Linked DNA regions of Homo sapiens: region 1 is linked to region 2. A link is an interaction called in ENCODE POLR2A ChIA-PET data of the cell type or tissue named here. Cell type or tissue: Panc1. All regions are shown on one strand. Each heading gives the region's core, and the rest is flanking DNA. Links, peaks and the distances in the headings are about the cores only. Region 1 has its middle 12 kb from the start of MRGPRD. Region 2 holds the start of LOC124902704.

What was found. Peaks named below come from ENCODE experiments on the same cell type or tissue, not always from the same donor. Only the 100,000 strongest peaks of a DNase experiment are listed, where the experiment ranks them.
Region 1: POLR2A ChIA-PET joins it to region 2 with 11 read pairs; 2 of 35 experiments call an interaction of 5 or more read pairs at or near these places.

The regions. Positions count from the first base shown.
Region 1 is chr11:68,964,628-68,972,867 of GRCh38, forward strand. No RefSeq gene overlaps it. Among named protein-coding and RNA genes, the nearest start is that of MRGPRD, 12 kb to the right of the region's middle. In Panc1, for the core only: no CTCF peak of the experiment used is centred there; no DNase peak of the experiment used is centred there; H3K27me3 peaks cover 580 bases.
Region 2 is chr11:69,651,971-69,660,367 of GRCh38, forward strand. It overlaps CCND1 (cyclin D1), which reads left to right. Exons shown (of 5, transcript NM_053056.3): 5 at 1-2,504. It overlaps LOC124902704, which reads right to left and starts at 5,945. Exons shown (of 1, transcript XM_047427985.1): 1 at 5,228-5,945. The coding sequence starts at 5,945. The coding sequence ends at 5,241. RefSeq lists enhancers at 2,960-3,897, 5,777-6,504. In Panc1, for the core only: no CTCF peak of the experiment used is centred there; no DNase peak of the experiment used is centred there; H3K4me3 peaks cover 514 bases; H3K27ac peaks cover 869 bases.

The sequences.
Region 1 (8,240 bases), core at 1-8,000, 690 kb before region 2:
AGGGCTGGTTCCTCCTGAGGCCTCTCTCCTTGGCTGGCAGACTCTGCTACCTTCTCCCTGAGTCACAAGGTTATCCTTCTGTGTGTGTCTGTGTCTTCATCTCCACTTCTTATAAGGACACCAGTTGATATCGTTTGGCTGTGTACAATTCATCTTGAATTGTAGTTCCCATCAGGAGGAACTCGGTAGGAGGTAATTGAATCATGGGGGTGGTTACGCTCATGCTGTTCTCATGATAGTGCGTGGGTACTCGTGTGATCTGATGGTTTTATAAGGGGCTTCCCCCTTTGCTTGGCACACACTTCTCTTGCCTGCCACCAGGTAAGACGTGCCTGTTTTGCCTTCCATGATTGTAAGTTTCCTGAGGCCTCCCTAGCCATGCAGAACTGTGAGTCAGTTAAACCTCTTTTCTTTATAAATTACCCAATGTGTGGTATGTATTCATAGCAACATGAAAACAGACTAATACACCAGTCATGTGGGATTAGGGTCTACCCTAATGACCTCATGTTAACTTAATCACCCCCCTAAAGAATGTAGGGGGTCCTATCCAACAAAATCAGTATTCTGGGGGCTGAATTACCTGAAAATGGGAATAACTGATCTGTGCAGAGAGGTCCCTTCCAACAGGGATTAGCAATTCAAGGAGGTTGACAGTTGTCATAGTTAGTTCCTGCTGCTATAACAAAATACCTTATACCTGGTACTTATACTTATGATGAGTAGAAATTTCTTTCTAGGCAAGAGGATTGCTTGAGCCCAGGGCTTTAAGATCAGCCTGGGCAACATACCAAGACCCCATCTCTACAAAAAATAAAAAATAGCTAGGGGTGGCGGCTTGCACCTGTAGTCCCAGCTACTCAGGAGGCTGAGGCAGGAGGATCACTTGAGCCCAGGAGTTCAAGTCTGCAGTGAGCTATGATTGTGCCACTGTACTCCAGCTTGGGTAACATAGTGAGACCCTGTCTCAAAAAGTAAAAAAAAAAAAAAAAAAGAAGAAGAAAGAAATTTATTTCTCTCAGTTCTGGAGGCTGGGAAGTCCAAGATCAAGGTGCCAGCAGACTTGGTATCTGGTGAAGGCCCAGTCTTGCCTTCATAGTGGCACCTTTTCCTATGTCCTCACATGGCTGAAGGGCAAAAGGGGCTGGCTAGTTTCCCCGATCCCTCTCATAAGGGCACCAGTCACCTCCTAAAGTTCTCACCTCTTAATATTATCACACTGGTGGTTAAATTTTAACATATGAATTTTGAAGGGACACATACACTCAAAACTATAGCAAGAGTCAAGTGAGCTAAACTTGTAGGCAGCGACGAATGCCCCACTCCACACTGAAGTCCCGGCAAAGGCAGGGGTCCTGCCAGCCAACCTGAGAAAGTCCCTCCAGGGCACGCTTCCTGCCTGAGAAGCTGGATGTCATCCCAACTGTGAGAGCCATCTGTCCCCTCAGCTGTGACCTGGGGATGGGGGCAGAGCAGATGAACCATGTTGGGGAAATAGAAATCAAGACCTAAAGGAACACACAGACTCATAAACACAAAAGTAGCAGATTTTATCAGTGAGCAGCAACAGCAAACAACAGCCCAGCCCAGGATGTGGGGAGGTAGCCCCACATGGCTACAAAGCTACAGTGGATCTGCGCTCTGTTTCTATGGAACGAAAGCTACAGTTGGCTGTTATTCCAGCTTGTGTTGGTAGTTACATTGACGCGGGGTGATGTCCTGATTTTCCTACCTCTTTTATCAGTTCCTCCCATGGCTGTCCTGGCAGTGCTCCTATAGTCACAGTTTTTGACATTCTTCAGGAGGATTAAATTCAGTTCAGTTCCTTGCAGTGTCCCCCCAACCCCGCAGATATTGCATGACTGACAGAGCCAGGTTGCAGACCAGGAAGAGCTGGGGAAAATCAGAGGAACATCTTGGCCCTGGTGCCAATTGAAGGACCGTGACTCTGCAAGGCCTTGGCTTTGATTATGGGAGTTGATGGGACGCACATATTCCACAAGACAACCATGCTTTTAAGAGAGTTGGAGGCCAGCCAAATCCCAAACCTGGCCAGCCAATGGCCATGACGTCCATGGCCCCGATGTTGTTCGGTGGGGGATTGTGACCTCACTTCTGGCTTCACTTGAGTTTAACATGCTCCAGACTTGGACAATCAGCCTATTCCACCCCATTGGCTCCATAATTCGTTTTGGGAAAAGTACATCAGTCTCTAGTCCAAGAAGACTCAATTGCAATTTATCCAACAAGAGTCAGTCCCAGAAGTTTTCTGGGAAGTACTGTGGAAAAGGAACTCTCCTCCTTCTGGAGTCACGGAGCTGGTGGGACGGAAGGAAGTCTGCACAGTGGGAACCCATTATGCCAACTAAGGGGGAGTGCCTGCCTGAGAAAAAGGTCACAGTGGAGAGCAGAGCTGATGGAGAGAGAGAAACAGGTTCCTGATGACACTGTTAGGTCACCTGGATCGACCCATGCCTGAAGCCGTGATATTTTGGAGCTTTTAGTTACTAAAGCAAATACATTCCTTTCCCTTTGATCCAGTTTGACCTCAGTTTCATTCTCTTGCTGCCCAAAACATCTCCACTTATGCAGTTACCCAAATGACAATTAAGTGTGTCTGGGTTCCTTGGTTGAGACAGCTATTATCAGCCCTGTCTGACTTAAGGAAAAAATAAAAAAGATAGACATTCATTGGAAGCCTGTGAAGGAGCTGCTGAATTGACTGTTGCCTAGAGAACAGGCTGGAGAAGTACAGGAGCTACTCAAGGGCCAGAAGTGGCCAGGGCGCCTTCTCTTGTTGGTTTACTTGTGTCGAGCTTCAGTTCTCTGGGAGTGTAGGTGTCAGTGGGCAGCCCTAGGCTGTGTATTGGTTTTCCGTGCTGCCATAAATACCAGAAACTTGGTGGCTTAACACAACTGGAATTCATTCTCTCACAGTGTTGGAGGCCAGAAGTCTGAGATGAAAGCAGGGTCAGGTTGGCTCCCTCTGGATGCTCTAGGGGAGGATCCGCTCTTTGCCCCTTTCCCAGCTTCTGGTGGCTCCTACAACCCTGGCGTTCCTTGCCTTGTAACTGCCTCACTCCAGCCTCTGCCTCCTTCATCAGGCAGTGTTCTCCTTTCCATCTCTGTCTGTTCACATGGCTTTCTGATAAGGACACCTGCCATATTGGATTGGGGCCCTCACTTCTCCATATGACCTCATCCTAGCTAAGTACATCTGCAAAGACCCCATTTCCAAATCAGGCCACATTCTGAGATTCTGGTGAGTGCGGCATTTTGGGATACACCCTTTCACCCAGTGCAGGCCACGCCTGTCCCTGGTTGTATGAGACGATGAGGAGGATTTTCAGCAAGGGGTTCCTTATGCTTCCAGGGCACAAGGTACTGGATTTACCCTCTCATCAAGTCAGGGTGGCCATTCCTACCAAGGGTGTTCTGGATGCTTTAGAAAGGGGATTGGACGTTGGACCCACCGCAGGCAATAGGGCCACCTATCTGTACACGTCCTTTCTCTAGTGCATGCACTTCCCAAATATCCCTCTCCCCATGGCCAGAGCATCCGAGAATGTCCTGGCGCATCCTTCGCCACATATGTCCCCAGTCCTGGGGGACAGCATCCTCTGGGTCCTCTGTGGGGAGTGGTGAGTGGCAGAGTGGCTGCCGTGGGAGATTCACCTGTTTTTTTCTGACGTATTTGAGTTCTTCCCTCTACATTCTATGCAGCGGGCTTTCTGTCCTCTGACTTCCCTGGCCTGGGTGAGTTTCAGATCCATGCTAACCAGATTCTTAGGCCACATCCAACCCTGTGGGCCTGGCCGTGGGACGCAGGGGCTCTATAAATGCACGCATATCGACGCATTCCATTCGATCTTCAATAACGGACTCCCTCCTCTGTTAAGCGCTCCCAAAATGTCATTCCCACAGAAATCACCCAGATGTTGAACAGCAGAGTATGAAATTCCTGCGTTCCTCTCCAGCCACCCTGGGTCACGCAGGGATCTGATCCAAGGTAAGGATGACTGTGAGGGTAGGGCGGGGGGAATCTTGTTTCCTGTAATGCAGCTCCCTGGAGAGGGCAGCAGCTCCCTGGAGAGGGCAGCAACTCTTCTAGGAAGGCTGGGACCGCCTCCTCAGATCGGGGAGGACGACCTCCTTCAGGCAGAAGAAGCCCCTGGGTGGTTCTTCACGGTTTGGCTGGTTGGGGTCAGGATCTGTCCTGTGTCTTCCGGGAATTTCCGAATGTCTCCTTTTCCATGGATGGATGTGCAGCCTCTTACAAGGAATGCCTGGCTCATGGTGAGTGCTCAGAAATGTTTGTGGAGTGAATAACAGACCCATGAAGCTGTGAATTCCACAGGCGTCTGATCTAGCCAACTGCAGAAGTGCATCGTGAGAGTTGCTTTTCCCAAATCAATCAGCGCCCAGGCTACAAAAACAGGCAGAGGAGGTGGTTCTTCCAGCACTGCATAGGAAGTCTTAGGTTTCGGCCGGGCGTGGTGGCTCACGCCTGTAGTCCTTGCACTTCAGGAGGCCGAGGCGGGTGGATCAAGGAGTCAGGAGTTCAAGAACAGCCTGGCCAAAATGGTGAAACCCCGTCTCTACTAAAAATAAAAAAAAAATTAGCAGGGTGTGGTGGCAGGTGCCTGTAATCCCAGCTACTCGGGAGGCTGAGGCAGAGAATTGCTTGAACCTGGGAGGTGGAGGTTGCAGTGAGCCGAGATCACGCCATTGCACTCCAGCCTGGGCGACAGAATGAGACTCTCTCTCTCTCTCTCTCAAAAAAAAAAAAAAAAAAAAAAAAAAAGTCTTCAGCTTCAGTCTGAATCTCAAAATAAGAAGTTAGAGGCTGACTTGTCACTATGTTGAGTAAGGTATGCAGGGCAGTCAGATGCCGCCACCCTGGCCCAGGGCCTGAGTATTCTCCTGCTTTTCATGAACGTGTATGGCAGCAGCTGCAAGCCCAGTATCGACCCTCAAGCTGTCCCCGGTTAACTCCTGACCATCTGGAATTGGAAAGGAACTTCTCTGCCTTCCATCCAGGGGGCACATTATTTTGTGGGACCTAAAGCTTATCCATCCAAGGAGTGGCGCTTATTAAGAAAAAGAATACAGGCTGGGCGCGGTGACTCACGCCTGTAACCCCAGTACTTTGGGAGGCTGAGGCGGGAGGATTGCTTGAGCCCAGGAGTTCAAGACCAGCCTGGGCAACATGGCAAAACCCCATCTCTACAAAAAATACAAAAATTAGCCTGGCATGCTGGCACACGCCTGTAGTCCCAGCTACTCAGGAGGCTTGAGGTGGAAGGATCACTAGAGGCCAGGAGGTCAAGGCTGCAGTGAGCCGTAATCGTGCCACTGTACTCCAGCCTGCGTGACAGAGTGAGACCCCCCATTTCAAAAAAAAAAAAAAGGAATATGAATTTATAAATACAAAATTAGGGACAACATTGAACACTTATTTAAAACGAGAAAAGAAATCACAGCAAATTACAGATTTTAAAAAGCTGACAAATATCACAAGTAATACATAATACAGAAAAACAGTCGTGATAATTTTTTTACCTTTTTTGGCTGACACTCTTTGATATCCTTTTCAGATGTCAACGGTTTTGAATATTTTCCACAGTGAGAATCAAAAGCTAATTCAATCTTGTTTTAGCATGGGTGATCAAAATGTGTTTTGTATTGTTTTTAGATGTTTCTTAGCTTCACAACTGATTATTGCTAATGTCCTGTACATTTTTCGGATTGTTGTCAAATTTTGAAGACCCCTCTCAAGTTGTTTTTCATATATGATTGGTGAGATTTCAGGGCATTTCAGCTTTTCTTGTGCAGTGATTAATCTGAAATAGTCTTTGAAGCGATAACACTCGTTAATTCATTATTGTCAATGTCCGTGCTGCAGTGGTTTTTCAAGATGTAAGTTGTCTTCCTTGATGTCAAACCAGCAAGAAATTTAAATATTTCCCAATATGTTCATAAAATGTACTCCTCATCATGAATTGGACGATCAAAAATCCAGGAGCCTACTGATTTCTTCTATTCCAAATTGATCTTTTCCTCTTAATGAATTGCTTTTGGTTACAATTCAGTTCTCAGTTTCAAACTGATTTCTGTTGATTTCAATATTCATCTTTTATCCCATCTGTTTCATATCCTGTTAATTTTTACCTGAACTTTCTCTTAGTTCTTTAAGAAATCAATAAATTTAAAGATAACAAAATAAGGTCCTCTTCATTTCTCAACTTGTCACTCTAATTCTCTCTCCTTGAAATCCAGAATTGGACCTGAGGGGCAAATGCAGCTTCTGTGGGACTGGATCCGAGGCAGGAGAACTTGGGCTTTGGAACTGGCTATTCCTCCAGGATGCAGGGGCAGAGGTGGCCCGTGTGCAAGACAGAAGGATGGAGCCGATGTACAGAGAGGCAAGTGGTGAGAGCAGGGGGCAGGGTGGTCCTGAGTTCCTGTGCCTCTGCCATTTCTGGAAGGTTCTGGTGCCTTCCAGAGGGAGACCCAGTAGCCAATCTGCCCTGGGGCTCCCTGATTTCATCGGCAAGCTCCCTGAGCACTGGTGCCCAGTCTCGTAGGCCAGATCAGATACAGGTCTTTGATCATGGCCGGAGAGGGACCCGCAGCATGATCAGGAGGGTGGAGGCTGACTCTGTTGGAGGAAGAGTGGCAATCAGACCACCCCTGAGAGAGGGGCATTTGGAGTACATCTGATTCCCTGATCTGGATGCCTTCTCCTTCCTCTTTGTCCAGTGTATCCTTATTATCCTTCAAGGCATAGGCAGTGCCTGCCTCCTCCGGGAAGTCCCCCAGACTTTCAAGCCCTCACTTCCTTCTCCTGAGACTCTCCATTCCCCTTATCACATCTACAGCCCTTACTGTTCTTTTTTAATTTTTAAGAAATGGAGTCCACCTCTGTCACCCAGGCTGGAGTGCATTGGCACACTCATAGCTCACTGGAGCCTTGAACTCCTGGGCTCAAGTGATCCTCCTGACTCAGCCTTCAGGGTAGCTGGAACTACAGGCTTGTACCGACACACCCAGCTCTGTTCTGTCTTTTTAAGTGGATTGGTTTTGTCTGCCCAACTAGTCAGTGAGCTCTTTGACAACTAGGACCATGGTTTCTGTTTCTGTTTTTCACCTTTGCTGCAAATGCAGTGCATCTTTAATAAGCAATGACCTGGCCAGGCGCGGTGGCTCACGCCTGTAATCCCAACACTTTGGGAGGCCGAGGCAGGTAGATCACCTGAGGTCAGGAGTTTGAAACCAGCCTGGCCAACATGGCGAAACCCCATCTCCATTAAAAATACATCTCCATTAAAAATCCTGTATTAAAAATATTTTTAATATAAGAGCTGGAGGCAGGGACAGGGAACAAAGGGTGACAGCCACCCCACCTAAGCCCAGTGGACTGAAAACAGGGAAGAGGCACGCTCAAGTTAAAACTGGCAGGCATGGCTGGGCATGGTGGCTCACGTCTGAAATCCCAGCACTCTGGGAGGTCAAGATGGGCGGATCACTTAAGGTCAGGAGTTTGAGACCAGCTTGGCCAATATGGCAAAACCCGTCTCCACTAAAACTACAAAAATTACCCGGGCATGATGGTGGGTGCCTGTAATCCCAGCTACTCGGGAGGCTGAGGCAGGAGAATCACTTTAACCCAGGAGGTGGAGGCTGCAGTGAGCCGAGATTGCTCCACTGCACTCCAGCCTGGGCGACAGAGCAAGACTCCATCTCAAAAATAAAAATAAAAATAAAAATAAAAATAAAAAAAAGCAGCAGCAATGACCTGTTGAATGTGCTGGATGGCTTTACTTTAATGCCTCCTCTGAGACACACTTGTGCTGTGCCGCATGCCAAGCATATAGTGGACACCTATTATTGACCCTCTCAGCCTGAGATGGTAGAAGTCTAACTGCCCAATGGGTTCACCTTGCCCATTTAGACAAGAGCCCATTTAGACAGAGCCCATTTATCAAGACGGGAATTGCAATGGAGAAAGAGTAATTCATGCAGAGCTGGCTGTGCAGGAGACTGGAGTTTTAATAATTCTCAAATCAGTCTCTCTGAGCATTTGGGGATCAGAGTTTTTAAAGATCATTTGGTGGGTAGGGGCTTGGGAAGTGGGGAGTGCTGATTGGTCAGGCTGGAGATGGAATCACAGGGGATCAAAGTAAGTTTTTCTTGCCGTCTTTTGTTCCTGGGTGGGATGGCAGAACTGGTTGAACAAG
Region 2 (8,397 bases), core at 146-8,145:
CGTGTGCATGTCCTTTGCGCCTGTGACCACCACCCCAACAAACCATCCAGTGACAAACCATCCAGTGGAGGTTTGTCGGGCACCAGCCAGCGTAGCAGGGTCGGGAAAGGCCACCTGTCCCACTCCTACGATACGCTACTATAAAGAGAAGACGAAATAGTGACATAATATATTCTATTTTTATACTCTTCCTATTTTTGTAGTGACCTGTTTATGAGATGCTGGTTTTCTACCCAACGGCCCTGCAGCCAGCTCACGTCCAGGTTCAACCCACAGCTACTTGGTTTGTGTTCTTCTTCATATTCTAAAACCATTCCATTTCCAAGCACTTTCAGTCCAATAGGTGTAGGAAATAGCGCTGTTTTTGTTGTGTGTGCAGGGAGGGCAGTTTTCTAATGGAATGGTTTGGGAATATCCATGTACTTGTTTGCAAGCAGGACTTTGAGGCAAGTGTGGGCCACTGTGGTGGCAGTGGAGGTGGGGTGTTTGGGAGGCTGCGTGCCAGTCAAGAAGAAAAAGGTTTGCATTCTCACATTGCCAGGATGATAAGTTCCTTTCCTTTTCTTTAAAGAAGTTGAAGTTTAGGAATCCTTTGGTGCCAACTGGTGTTTGAAAGTAGGGACCTCAGAGGTTTACCTAGAGAACAGGTGGTTTTTAAGGGTTATCTTAGATGTTTCACACCGGAAGGTTTTTAAACACTAAAATATATAATTTATAGTTAAGGCTAAAAAGTATATTTATTGCAGAGGATGTTCATAAGGCCAGTATGATTTATAAATGCAATCTCCCCTTGATTTAAACACACAGATACACACACACACACACACACACACAAACCTTCTGCCTTTGATGTTACAGATTTAATACAGTTTATTTTTAAAGATAGATCCTTTTATAGGTGAGAAAAAAACAATCTGGAAGAAAAAAACCACACAAAGACATTGATTCAGCCTGTTTGGCGTTTCCCAGAGTCATCTGATTGGACAGGCATGGGTGCAAGGAAAATTAGGGTACTCAACCTAAGTTCGGTTCCGATGAATTCTTATCCCCTGCCCCTTCCTTTAAAAAACTTAGTGACAAAATAGACAATTTGCACATCTTGGCTATGTAATTCTTGTAATTTTTATTTAGGAAGTGTTGAAGGGAGGTGGCAAGAGTGTGGAGGCTGACGTGTGAGGGAGGACAGGCGGGAGGAGGTGTGAGGAGGAGGCTCCCGAGGGGAAGGGGCGGTGCCCACACCGGGGACAGGCCGCAGCTCCATTTTCTTATTGCGCTGCTACCGTTGACTTCCAGGCACGGTTTGGAAATATTCACATCGCTTCTGTGTATCTCTTTCACATTGTTTGCTGCTATTGGAGGATCAGTTTTTTGTTTTACAATGTCATATACTGCCATGTACTAGTTTTAGTTTTCTCTTAGAACATTGTATTACAGATGCCTTTTTTGTAGTTTTTTTTTTTTTTATGTGATCAATTTTGACTTAATGTGATTACTGCTCTATTCCAAAAAGGTTGCTGTTTCACAATACCTCATGCTTCACTTAGCCATGGTGGACCCAGCGGGCAGGTTCTGCCTGCTTTGGCGGGCAGACACGCGGGCGCGATCCCACACAGGCTGGCGGGGGCCGGCCCCGAGGCCGCGTGCGTGAGAACCGCGCCGGTGTCCCCAGAGACCAGGCTGTGTCCCTCTTCTCTTCCCTGCGCCTGTGATGCTGGGCACTTCATCTGATCGGGGGCGTAGCATCATAGTAGTTTTTACAGCTGTGTTATTCTTTGCGTGTAGCTATGGAAGTTGCATAATTATTATTATTATTATTATAACAAGTGTGTCTTACGTGCCACCACGGCGTTGTACCTGTAGGACTCTCATTCGGGATGATTGGAATAGCTTCTGGAATTTGTTCAAGTTTTGGGTATGTTTAATCTGTTATGTACTAGTGTTCTGTTTGTTATTGTTTTGTTAATTACACCATAATGCTAATTTAAAGAGACTCCAAATCTCAATGAAGCCAGCTCACAGTGCTGTGTGCCCCGGTCACCTAGCAAGCTGCCGAACCAAAAGAATTTGCACCCCGCTGCGGGCCCACGTGGTTGGGGCCCTGCCCTGGCAGGGTCATCCTGTGCTCGGAGGCCATCTCGGGCACAGGCCCACCCCGCCCCACCCCTCCAGAACACGGCTCACGCTTACCTCAACCATCCTGGCTGCGGCGTCTGTCTGAACCACGCGGGGGCCTTGAGGGACGCTTTGTCTGTCGTGATGGGGCAAGGGCACAAGTCCTGGATGTTGTGTGTATCGAGAGGCCAAAGGCTGGTGGCAAGTGCACGGGGCACAGCGGAGTCTGTCCTGTGACGCGCAAGTCTGAGGGTCTGGGCGGCGGGCGGCTGGGTCTGTGCATTTCTGGTTGCACCGCGGCGCTTCCCAGCACCAACATGTAACCGGCATGTTTCCAGCAGAAGACAAAAAGACAAACATGAAAGTCTAGAAATAAAACTGGTAAAACCCCAGCGTGGTGCCTGCCTCTTTGCTTCCTGGGCTGGCCGTGAGCCAGGGACGCGTGTCCTGGTGCCCTAGAACCAGGGCAGGGTGGCAGGCTTGGCGGATGTGGGAGGCCGCAGCCTGTCCTGTGCGCTGTGGGAAGTTCAGCAGCATCCTGACCTCCATCCCCGGGATGACAGTCACGCCACCCGCCGTGACAACCAAGAATGTCTCCTGACACTGCCACATCCCCGGGGGTGGGGACAGAATCCAGCCAGGAGCAGGCACACCCCTCCCAACTGGGAGGAAGCCCTCAGCACAGGTGTGTGAGGTGGGAGGCGGTGTCCTGTCCCCGGGAGGCTCCAGAGAATAATTTGCAGGCTGCCTGGCTGGGTGAGCCCACCTCCAACCACGCGAGACAACAGCTCCGGCCTGGGTGACGTGAGCGGTGCCCATTGATGGGGAACATCTTCCCCCTCTTCCTTGCCCCACCAGTTTGTCTTCCCGGGTTATTTGCAGATAGGAAAATAAATAAAGCCGGCATTCGTTAACCCTCTTCTGGCGCAAACTGCTGTTTGCTCTGGATGAATCATGGTCCTTTGGCGACGCCAGGCTCCGGGAGAGCAAAGCACCGTGTCAGGGCCATGATCCGGGGTGGCCTTTCACTGGGATCGTGGGGACCTGGAGGCCGCCTTATAGGACACCCATGACGCCCACCTCTGGATTTCAGGTGCACGTGACTGGACTTAACTTCAAACCCCAGGGTGGAGGCAGGTAGTGGGAGTGCCCTGGGAAGGTGTCCTCGGACCTTGGTCACTGCTCCTGAACCCATCTGTGAGGCTGGTTTGTCCTCATCCCAAGCTAAGTGGAAGCTCAGGTCCCAAGCCACCGATGGGTGCTACTTGTCAGCTGCAGGTTGAATCTCCGTGGCCTTTATGAAGCACCTGCTGTCTACCCTTCCTGCCTTGTAGAGCACTCCTCCCAGGGCTCAACAGTGGGGCCGGGGTGGTCGGTGTGTTGGCTCCACAGGCGCCTGCCCTGGGAGGAAGGTGGGGTGTGGAGGGAAACGCTTGGCCCCTGTAGGTCTCCACCAGCCTCTCCCCTGAGGGTGGGGGCTCCGGGAGCCTTCCTCGAGGGAGTCCTATATTGAGTGGGTGGGGGAGCCTGCAAGGTGCCCCTGACAGGTCACATCAGAAAGAGCTCAAGGGACAGTCGGAGCCAGAGGTGACACTGGTGGCCACTCGGGTGGCTCACAAGGCCCAGCTCCTCCTTGCTCCTGGGCAAATTACTCTGAAGGCAGGGACCAGGTCTGCACCATTGCGGCTCTCCAGTTCCAGGCAATGGCCAGGTCCTGTGTCAGGGCTGGGGTCCTAGGGAAGCCATGTCCCCACCCCCGGCCTGCAGCTGGGTTTACATTCATCCCCCGAGAGCACATGGGTGTAGCAGGAGGCCTGTGCAGAGAGCTCCGACCATCGCACAGGGCACCTTTGGTTGTTTCACGGAGCAGGCAAGGGAGCCATCGGATCCTGTTAGGTTTGAGCAAGGATGTGGGGAAGAAGCTGGAGAGCCACTTTGCCATGCAGGGAGAGGAGCACATGGGTCTAGGGATCTACTTTAGTGTTTGGAAGGTTTTTTAAGATGAAAGAGGGATGTGTAGGCTGATAGGTCTGGCAGAGCCAAAAGGCAGCGACATGTCTACTGGGAGAGATGGAGCTGAGCGCGGGGCTCAGGCAGGGTGGCAGGGCAGGGCCGGGGCCCTGGGTGGGTCAGGTGGGTTCACAGCCAAGTGTGTAGAGAGGGCTTGGGCCCAGAGTGAAGCAGTTGCAAGCTCTCCCACAACCCATTCTCTCTGTCTCGGCATCTGTGGCATCCCGTGATGGGTGGGTCTGTACACACCCCACCCCTGGCTGTGCCACAATGGGGGTGTCTGTACACCCCTCACCCCTGGCTGTGCCACGATGGGGGGGTCTGTACACCCCCCATCCCTGGCTGTGCCACGATGGGGGGTTCTGTACATCCCCCAGTGATGGGTGGGTCTATACATCGTGGTTATGCCACGAGCTCCAAGGCTGTATCAGTCCGTTTTCACACTGCTAACAAAGACATACCCGAGACTGGGTAATTTATAAAGAAAAAGAGGTTTAATAGACTCACAGTTCTACGTAGCTGGGAGGCCTCACCATCACGGCGGAAGGCGAAAGGCCCGTCTTCCATGGCAGCAGGCAAGAGAGAATGAGACTCAAGTGAAAGGGGAAACCCCTATAAAACCATCAGATCTGCTGAGACTTGTTCACCACCATGGGAACAGTATAGGGGAAACTGCCCCATGATTCAATCACCTCCCACCGGGTCCCTCCCACAACACGTGGGAATTATGGGAGCTACAATTCAAGATGAGATTTGGGTGGGGACACAGCCAAACCATATCAAAGGCATCGTCTGGCCACTCTAGGCCCTTGTTCCCAACTCTCAAACTCCACTGACATCACCTCTGTGCCTGCAACCCCTCCTGGGATTCAGTGGAGACCTCGTCCCTTGTTGGAGTATCTGCGCTACCCAGAGGGTGATGGTAAAAACTGACCTTTGAGGAACTTCAGAGACAAAGCCTTCCGCAGTCAGCTCTCCCTGCAGCCCCTTCGCAGAAGCCTGTCCTCACACGCCCGCCACCCCTACCTGCCCTGCCTCCTGGCCCATCTCCCTGCAGCCAGACAGTCCTCATCCATTCTTCATCCTCTGCCCCCAACCCCCAGCCTTCCTATCTCCCTTCAGCTCCGTCCAAGGTCCCTGGGACTCAGCCCCATCTCTCCCCAGCCTTGACCCCAATAAGCTCGATGTCTTTGCCCAGGAGCTCCTGACACACCAGACTGCATCCAGCTTCCTGTTCTGCGCTTGGCCCACCGCCTCGGTCCACAGGAACCTTCATCTCTGCTCTGACTGTAAGGATGGGCTCTCTGAGGGCTTCCCCACCCCACAGCAGGCAGGTGGTTCTGGGAGTCTGGGATTGTCATGCCTGGGCACCTTCCTGCTCTGGCTGAGCCCCTCCAGGACGGAAATCTCCCAGATTTCTCTCTGCCTCCGTCTCCCCACCCTGGCATACAGTGGGTCCTAGGAAGGGGGCCGAATGGAAGGGAGGTCGTGTCGGCTCCTACAGGGCAGCCCCAAGCTGCTGGGCTGAGGTGCAGAGCCATGGGTCCAGCCTGACCCGCATGCCGGGAGCTGATTCCATGGCTGGAAGGGTCGGGGGTTCCCCAGGAGCCCAGACAGCACCTAGAGTTGTCACAAGGAGTGAAAGGCCCTGAGGGGACAGAGGAAGGAGGCTGGGCAGAGTGGGCACGTGGACTTCGGACCGCGCTTGTGGGATAACAGTGGCTAGGGCTGTGCAGAGGGTGGTGCACTGCCCATGGGAGTCCAGAGAAGCCAGGTCCAGTGGCAGTGGCATGCATCCGGCAATCCCTCCGGCTACCCTGCATGCAGCGTGACCCTCCTTGAAGCACCCCAGGAAGCAGTCACAGCCTCGCTCTGCCCAGCATTGGGGGCCTGGCCTCTGAATCTGGTGGGGAAGGCTGTGTTGCCTGCTGGCACCCGCTCTATCACCAGTCCCACCATAAGGCTAGTCCCCAAAGTCAGCACTGCAGCCAGGGCCAGCGAGGGCCAGCAAGGGCAGGCCTGTGCAGGGGCTGCAGCGTGGGGTGTGCGTCCCGCACTCTGGGCCAGCCTCGCAGCTCACAGGGCTCTGTCATCCCAGGAATGTCTTTGATCAAGAGTTTATGCAAGACGAGGAAAGCAAGCCCAGGACCTCTAATCCGTTCCCACAGTCCCCTGCCCGCCAGGGCCCCACAAGCCCAGCGCCACACCGCCAGGCCTGAGCAGACAATAGCAGGCGGACGGGTGGGCGGGCAGCTCTGGGGCCGCTGGCCTTGGGGCCCACATCCGGGAGCATTGTCACCGCCACTCACGAGGGCACACAAGGAGGGCTGGGGAAGAGAGAATGCAGAGCCCTCTGCTGAAGGGGCTTCGGTGGGCCTTGAGCCTTTCAAAGACGGCGGTGTCCATTAATCCTTTTAATTTGCACCTAGCGGCAGCTGAGACAAGCCTCTCAACCGGCAGCCACTTTAAGAGCTGAGTGGTCTAACCCGAGGATCAGCTCCTATTCCAGACCCTGGGCCCTCTGAGCCTGTCGAGGCAGTCCTCCTTGCCTTTGTTTAATCACGGGAGGAATCGCAGCTGGAGGTTACTGAGCACGCACTGTGTGCCTTGTGCTCAACACCGAACACAGTTTCTCTCTGAGTTTTGCAACGACCCCATGGGTTGGTGACAGGGAGGGGACACTCTGGTGGCAGCCACAGACACAGCCCTGCCCTCCCAGAGCCTACACTCTCCCGCACACAATCATCCCATCTGCTAGGTCAGGGATTGGCAGGTTTTCTGGAAAGGGCCACAGAGAGAGGCTTCAGGCTTTGTGGGCCACAGGTTCTCTTGCCCTGTGCAAAAGCAGCTGCAGCCGCTCTGTGAATGAGTGAGCATGGCTGTGTGCCAATAAAGCTTTATTTACAAAAATAGGCAGCAGACTGGATTCAGGCTGAGGGTGGTAGTTTGCCGACCCCTGTTGTAGATGAGTAAACCGAGGCCCAGAGAGGTAAAGTAACTGAGCCAGGACTGCACAGCTAGTGTGTGACCAAGCCAGCCTGGTGGGTCAGCCTCATGGAGAAGAAAAGGCTCAAGCTTCAAAAAGGGAAATGCACGGAGGCTTCATTGGGCCATTTGCAGCCAGGCCCCACGCACACAGCTCAGGGCCCTGCTTCGCCAGCTCCACCTGTTTCGAGGCTCCCAGTAGGTTGCCCCTGCGGGCGGCACTGTGTCTTGGCTGCTGGCCTGGAGAAGGGCAGCCAAACAGGCCGGCAGTGGACATCTGAGGGTGACCAGCTGTTTAAAAAGAAAACTCACCGGCATGTATAGGCACACATTAAGCACACACGTTTTGGAGTAAAAGGCCCTGGGGTTGGATCTCGGATCTGCAGCTTTCCAGCTGTGCGGCCTCATTTCTCTGGGCCTCAATGTTCACACCTATAACATGGGGAAATCCTGCAAGAACACAGCCCATGATGGGGAGTCGTCTCCATCTCCTACTCACGACAACGACCAGCACAGAACGGGGGCTCCATAAATCTCTGTCAATAACTGAATTCTTTCTGGGGTGCTGAGGATTCTATGGCTCAATGTGTGTGAAGCACTGCTGAGCACCGAGCTTGGGGTGCAGTGATCACTCAGGGAACGCCATCATCCCCTCGGCGCATCCGCATAATCACCATCAGCATTCCATGCACTGCCCAGGTCTGGAAGCACAGGCCTCCATGCCACGGCGGCCGCCTGGGTGGTGGCACCAAAGCCGATCTTACTTCCCTCCTTTGGCACATTAAGTAGACAGTTCTGGGTCTTCTTGACACCACGGATGCCCCCTCCTGGTGTTGACAGCACCCAGACTTTGCTCCAGGGAACCACCATTCCCAGATCTGTGGTTTGAGTGGGACCGAACCCATCCCCAGCTCCAGGCCAGGTCTTCATAGGCTGAAACCCAACTGCACATCCACACCCACCAGAAGAGCAGCAAGTTAATGGATGGGTGAGAAATCAAATAGAGCCATTGAGTCTTGAGGAGACATTTTCTGGAGCTTCTGAAAAAGATAATGCTTCCCCCTTCCTTAGGATTCCCAGCAGGGAAACACAAGCCCAGGGGTGGCACTGCCCCCCTGCAGCCCTAAGGGAAGACTGAGCTGCTCCCAGGACCTCACAGGGGAGGCTGAGCGTAAGGCCAGCCCTGAGGGAAAGCAGGGAATGGGTCTCCAGACAAACTGCTGGATCAAGCCTCTCCTGAAGTCATCCCCCTTTTGTTCCAGAAGCCAATCATTGTCCTTCATTAAGTCA